Linked DNA regions of Mus musculus: region 2 is linked to region 1. A link is a contact called in ENCODE Hi-C data. All regions are on one chromosome and are shown on one strand. The core of a region is the stretch at or near the end of the contact, and the rest is flanking DNA. Distances in the headings are between cores, read along the strand shown.

Region 1 (3,280 bases), core at 19-2,518:
ATTTTAGAGGTACATTGAGCCTTGTTTCTACTGCCAACAGGAGTTTTGCACCCCATTCTGAGCAAGGAAGGGGGATGAGTTGTATAAAATGAACCATAAGCAGGGTGCTTCCTTGGTCAACAGTGCAGATTCTAGGAGCTCTGCAGACTACCTGTATCATCTGGCGTACCAGGGGTGCGTGAGCATCAGCATGGATTGGCTGAGTTCCTTAAATTCTGGAGCGGCGTTCACTCATGTTGGTATTCCAGCCACTGTGGCTTATCTGGACAAATATGCAATAGGTACCCTAAATGGAGTTTGGCCTTGGAAGGGTACCATTAGCCTCTGAGGGAAAGATTTCTCAATTTCATTCAATGAGTTAAACTGCACAGGTGCCACCTCTCCATTTGGAATTACCAAATTCCTGTTGTTATAAGCTAGTGATTGAACGTGGGCTGCGTGCCCACAGCCCCTCAGCAACCCTGAGCTATCCAATTTTGAACTTTTTCCATTTCTTACTTTACTGCTTCATCTCGACAACAACCACATAAAGCATGCGGAAAATGAAAGTTTCCTCTAATTGGCACTCAAGTGCTCATTTTGCTTAGAACTTTAATATTTAGGAAGATCGTGTAGCTAGTACTAACGGCAAGCATGTATTCCGTTGATAGGCATCTACAGACTGAAGAAGGAGGCCCTTCCCTCTTCTGTTGATGAAATGCACCCTGTCAGTCATTTTCTCCATAACGTCAGATAAGTCTTCATTGGTTTCATGACAAGGAACATTCTCATCTTACTGTGCCTTTATGGGAGCATGGGGGGAGGGTTGTAAGATACATTACACTGATGAAGTATCATAATCACAAACTATAAAAAGGGGAAATATATGCTTACCATAGGTACTTTTTGTATGAATTTCCTGACCCTGATTTGATCAGAATCTAAACCTAAAGACTGTAACAATTTAGATCTTTTTTTTTTTAAGTTTAATTGTTCACTTTGAGAAAAACCTCAAGGTTATGCAAGAATGGTGGCAGAGCGGAAGCAAGGAGCCAGCTGCTTTGCACATCAGAGGGCTTGAAAGAGAACAGCAGGTCGGATCAGAAACAAAACCACAGCAGGGCCTCTTGCTCTCACAAATCCTTCGGACTACTCACACTGTCCTCTCCCACCAGGTCTCCTGATTTGATTTAAATTAATTAATTTATTTTGGCCTAAGATGCTGCTAGTGTGAATAACGTGACCCAGCTCTGAAGATCTCTAGGGAGGAAGAGGAAGTTTGCCCTTACCTGACACGTGCTGGGAATGAAGACAGTGCCTGCCATGCTTGGGACTCCTCGGTTATTTAGGGAATTCTTCATCCTCCATCTGGGCCTCTGGAGCATCCTTTGTGAGAAAGCTACTAAGAGGAATGGTAAGGGACCTACTAAGAAAGCTGGTTTTCTTCCTCGGGGTTCCTGTCAGTGATAGTTGAGCTTGCTCTGTGGAGAGGGATGTTCATGTCCAGGGCATATATAGCTCAGAGTGATGAGTCCCTTTTGCTTCTTGAAAACGCTCCAGGATGTGAGTGAAGTTAGGACATGCTACTCACCTGGCTACAGAGCAAAAACTGATCCATAGCTGGAGCTAAGTTTCCTAAAACCAGGTCCTGATGGTAAGTGAAGAGATTTGAGCAGATGTTATAAATGTGTCAGTACAGATTTGTCACTATTACAAAACTCTCTGTGGCTGCCATGCTAACAGAAAAGACTTGTTACGTTCATGTCTTGGTATCAGATGTCAGCAGGATGTTGTAGTGCTTACTGGGGTGGGAAAGCTTTTGGATACTTGTGGTTATAGCTGTGGCCATGGTTACACTCAAATAATGTTCAATCTAAATAGACTGCCTCCTTCTTTCTGTGGGGTATACTATGAGAATACTGTGGGGTGTACTATGAGAGTACTAAGCAGGCTTCTCGATGTGAGGCTGAAGAGTAAATCATGAGTGTCGCTTTAGTTTGTCTGGACAGGATGATTTGTGAATGGTCGCCAACTGAAAATAGGAAACAATTCTCCATAGTTTATGAAGACAAGGTCTGTAATGCTTGGGATCCTTGGGTTATTTATCTTCCACCATCACACGTGTAGCAACTGGGCACATTCGTGTTGGATTGAAAAATAGAACCACTGAGGTCCTGTGGAATGTCATCTTGAAATCTGGAACTGTGAGGTTTAGGATTCAATGATCTGATGTCACAAGACCACCTAGCCAAGAGCAGAGTAGAACTTCTTCTTAGTCATTCAAGCCCTTGTTTATTATTACCCACCTCTGAAAGACAAGAGGAGTCAAATATTAATTCTATTTAATTCTAAGGGACCTCTTGCAGACTGGACTCTGTGAAACAAAGGAAATATTTTTAATTTTATAGCACAATTGGGGTTGTAATTCGCATTATATTCTTCTACCCAGTATGTTATAATCTGGTATTTATTACGCACAGAAACTTGGTTATCAGGTGGGAGTATTTATTCCCTCTGCTACTTACATTATGAACTCAGTTAAGTTTCTTCTCCTTTCTTAGTTTTCCTTTCTTCATTAAAAAATATATAATTATACCTAGCAGTTGGCCTTTTCTTATACCTATAGTGCCTAGCTATGGTAAGTAGATGCAATTAAAGCTTGATAAATGTTAATGGTGACCTTTGCCAATAGTTTTTTCCTTCAGTACCTTTGATAAAATCCAATTAAATGAGAACTTAGGTTTAACATTAAAACCTTAAGTAGATCTAGTTTTAAAAATCGCCAAATGCTATAGATATTTAGTTATGAAGTAAGATTATAATGCAGGCATACATTGTAGAATGTTTAAATCAATTGAGCTAACTTGCCTATGACCTTACATACTTATCATTTTAAATTTACCAGATCTTAATTTTAAAATAATTAGCTGTAGTCACTGTGTTTTGACTAGAACATTTTACTTATGTCTAGCTCTGACTTCATGCTTTGTTATTAATGTCTCACTAATACTTGCTTCAAATAATTAATATTTTGTTTGAAATTTTTATCCCCAAACATAATAAATCAATATATAGAGAAAATGAAATGGAAAGATTTAGATAAGCACAGGCCAGGTGCCTTATTCAGCAGTTTTTATGGTGGATTACAATGTTGCTCATATTAAATTACTAACATAGACTGGGTGTTGATAGGATGGCTCAGTGGGTAGAGGTGCTTGCTGCCAAATCTGATAAATTGTGTTCAATCCCTAGGACCCACATGGTAGAGGGAGAAAACTTAACCTGGAATCTTGAAAGTTAT
Region 2 (3,347 bases), core at 27-2,526, 180 kb after region 1:
GGTAAAGATCCTAGGAGCTTGCCTACTGCAAACCCAGCAAGTCAGTGCTGCAGCAATATCACAGGTGTGAGGTGACAATTCCACGGTTAAAACCCTGAAGACAGTGCCCAGAATTTAACGGATGCTAAAAGATTAACCAATCAAGAATTAACTAGAGAGTCCAATCATGAAGATTCAAAAAAAAAAATCCTCCTACAATTCTTATCAAGAAGGTGGATGTTCATTAGCTCCTGGGTCTTAGCTGACAACTCCACAGCTGCTAGGTGCATAGCCCCATTCCCCTATTCTTTCTAGGTCTGATTTTGTACCTTATTTCATTGCAGCCACAGAGACTTGGAGAGAAAAAAAAGAACCTCTCTCTCCGATTCTTTGTAAAACAGAAAGCAATTCCTTGTTTGAACATTAAGAGCATCTAGCTGACAGATCCACATTCCTCTTTGTTAAGAAAGGTAACACAAGTCGGTCTTTGTCAGCCTGATGAAAAGTGGTACCTGGGGTTTAATTGCGTTTAGATTCGCATTCAATTCTACCAATTCCGTGTGTATAAAGAATAAGGCGTATGACCACCCTTCCTTTTAAAATTTTCTGCCTTGTAAACAGTACCAAAGACTCAAAATGTCGGCCTCTCCTCTAAATACCTTGGCATTTAACAAGACCACTAAGCTGTGGCTTGCTCGCTGCAGTACTGCTAGATGCTTCATGGTTTCCTAGGCAAGGAGCAGAAATGCAGCAAGAGAGGGGGTGAGAAAGAGAGCAAGCGAGATTACTAGGCTACACCCCTGCTGCAGGTTAAGGACCAACATAGGGGACGCAAAGAGCTACTCCTCCCCTTCTGGGAGCCATGGAGCTCAGGCCGTGTTTTCGCAATGGAATCGCAGCAAGGAGCAAAGCCGCCCACCCTAGATACACGCGTTCCCCGGGCTTTCTCCGGCCGGTGCCTCCTTACAGAGCTCCGAGCCCCGGATACCACTTCTCCAAAGAACAGCTTCCTTGCTTTTCTCGCAGGCTCCACTGGCTTCTGAGAGCCGCGGCTCCAGATCGCCCATTCCGCCCTCCTTCGCATCTCAGATTCCACTCACCAGACTGCCCATCCTTGCTCTGGGCCGCAGCTAGACACCAGCTTCTCGGGGTCTGAGCTCTTCCACGATGGAGGATATCTCCGCAACACCTGTGAGCAGGGACACTACTATTCGCCGTAGAGAGAGCCCCCTCCACTGCACAGGCAGACTCTACAGCTCCTCTAGTGTGGAGGAAGAGACGACCAACCAACCACGCCCTCTACAACCTCATCCCTAGCCCCTGCCCCCGCCCCCGCCAGGTTCTCGCCTTTTAGAGTAATATAGCAAAAATGTGAAAGAATCACTCTATATTTTTTTCATTTTAGATTTATTTATCTTATTTTACATGTGTATGCATGTTTCGTCTGCATTCCCATCACTGGCCTCTCTCCCGTGCCAAATGGCAGTATAGGGTGACGTAGTCCATACAGAAAAATCAGAGTGGGAACTAACTTGAGTGGACAGTAATTTGAGTCAGAAACCTGGTGCATCCTGTGGTTCTGTACAGCAAAAGATAAACACGGAGAACAGAACAATAGTGTGTGTGTGTGTGTGTGTGTGTGTGTGTGTGTGTGTAGGGGGAAGGTAAGGAGCTTCATACAGACACCCTGGGGGAAAAAAAAAAGGAAAACTTTATTTTACGATTTGTTATATTAAAGGCCAGTGCGAGTGTGTGTGTGTGTGTGTGTGTGTGTGTGTGTGTGTGTGTGGTTACCAGGTACCTCATCTAGAGCTTTAGAGGTCCTAAGGGCTCAGAGTTACCTGTGAACACACTTCCTGAAAACCCAAAAGCACTTTCTTTCTGCTAATCAGATTGTCCTGCAGTATTCCTTAAAACAGATGAGAACCAAGGGACAGATCAAATGAGTCACAGGAAGCCCTGGAACTGAGGTTTTTCCTTGATGAAAGCTTTACAGAAACGATTGACTATATTGGTGACATTTCTGTTTCTGTACTAGAGTAGAAACCTGTGGAAAAAGATTTGTTGGGCTTATAGCTACAGGAGGAGAGTCTCTAAGTGACCAGGAGGCATGGTACCAGGCTGCCAGAGAGATCACATCTTCAATCACAAGTATAAAGCAGAGAGAGAGAGAGAGAGAGAGAGAGAGAGAGAGAGAGAGAGAGAGAGAGAGAGAGAGAGAGATCGAGAAAGAGAGAGAGAGGAGAGAGAGACTTGGGACCTACAACTGAAGGTCACCCTCTAAAACCTGACAGTGGGACCCATTGCTGAGGTCAACTTTCATTCAGCTCACTGAACATAGAGAGGCTAGAGCTGAGGTTTGGACTCTAGACTCTAGTCTCTCTGGTGTGAGAAGGTATTCTACAGACCATGAAAAGACAAACCTGGACACTAAACCTGCCTCTAAATCCTCTACCCACAATATGTCCTGCCTATGAGATTTTAGTAGAAAATGTGAGGGAGTGACCAACCAATGTTTAGTTTAACTTGAGGCCCACCCTATAAGAGAGAGCTTGTACCTATATTGCCTGGATGGTCAAGAACCAGATAATGGAAAGCCCAGAGTCCTAGGGTAGAACCAAACACAGCTGGGGAAAGAAAGAAGGAAAGAGAGAGAAAGACAGAAAGAAAAAGAGAAAGAAAGAAAGAAAGAAAGAGAGAGAGGGAGAGAGAGAAAGAGGGAGAGAGAGAAAGAAAGAAAGAAAAAGAAAGAAAGAAAGAAAGAAAGAGAGAGAGAGAAAGGGGGAGAGAGAAGAAGAAGAAGAAAAAATGGAAGGAAGAAAAGAATGATTCTTAATGACATTCTGCTATACTAATAGATTGGGGCCTTGACCAGCTGTCATCAGAGAGGCAGCAACAGATAAAATCTGGTTCAGAGACCCACAGACAGACATGTGGAGAGAGTCTAAACCAAAGGTCTTCCTCAAGTCCCTTCCCTCTGACTGCATCCTATTCCTTCTCAGTACTCTCTGCTGCCCAGATAGCACACATACTCTACCTTAGCCTCTCGAGTACTGGGAATACAGATGTGAGCAACCATGGGAGGTTATTTTTTATGTTGGTGCCAACAATACTCTTTTCTTATAGATGGCATTTCATAAGTATGCATGAGGACGTGTGTTTGTGTGTGCAAGTCATTCTATTGGGGTACCTTTGAATATCTTTCTCCTTGAAGCTTTCTCTATTCTTGTTATTTTATTGGTATGTAAATGACACTTTACTAGGCATTGTTTTGCCTTAAATCTTCTTAAGTTTGAGCAGTAGATTTCAAGAGCTGAGTTATACAATAAGAGAATGAAAAATGGCATGGGAACCACGGGATCCTTAGG

The links. A loop is a pair of places that touch in the nucleus more often than their neighbours do.
Region 2: a map of T-helper 2 cell shows a loop between it and region 1 (2.6-fold over the local background). The contact joins the promoter of Cd200 here to the promoter of Btla in region 1. A Hi-C loop is called at or near these places in 5 of 37 maps with a recorded cell type or tissue (T-helper 1 cell, T-helper 17 cell, T-helper 2 cell and 1 more).

Annotation. Positions count from the first base shown.
Region 1 is chr16:45,223,069-45,226,348 of GRCm38, forward strand. Btla (B and T lymphocyte associated) reads left to right here and starts at 1,269. Exons shown (of 6, transcript NM_001037719.2): 1 at 1,269-1,393. The coding sequence starts at 1,285.
Region 2 is chr16:45,407,777-45,411,123 of GRCm38, forward strand. It overlaps Cd200 (CD200 antigen), which reads right to left and starts at 1,277. Exons shown (of 6, transcript NM_010818.3): 1 at 1,080-1,277. The coding sequence starts at 1,091.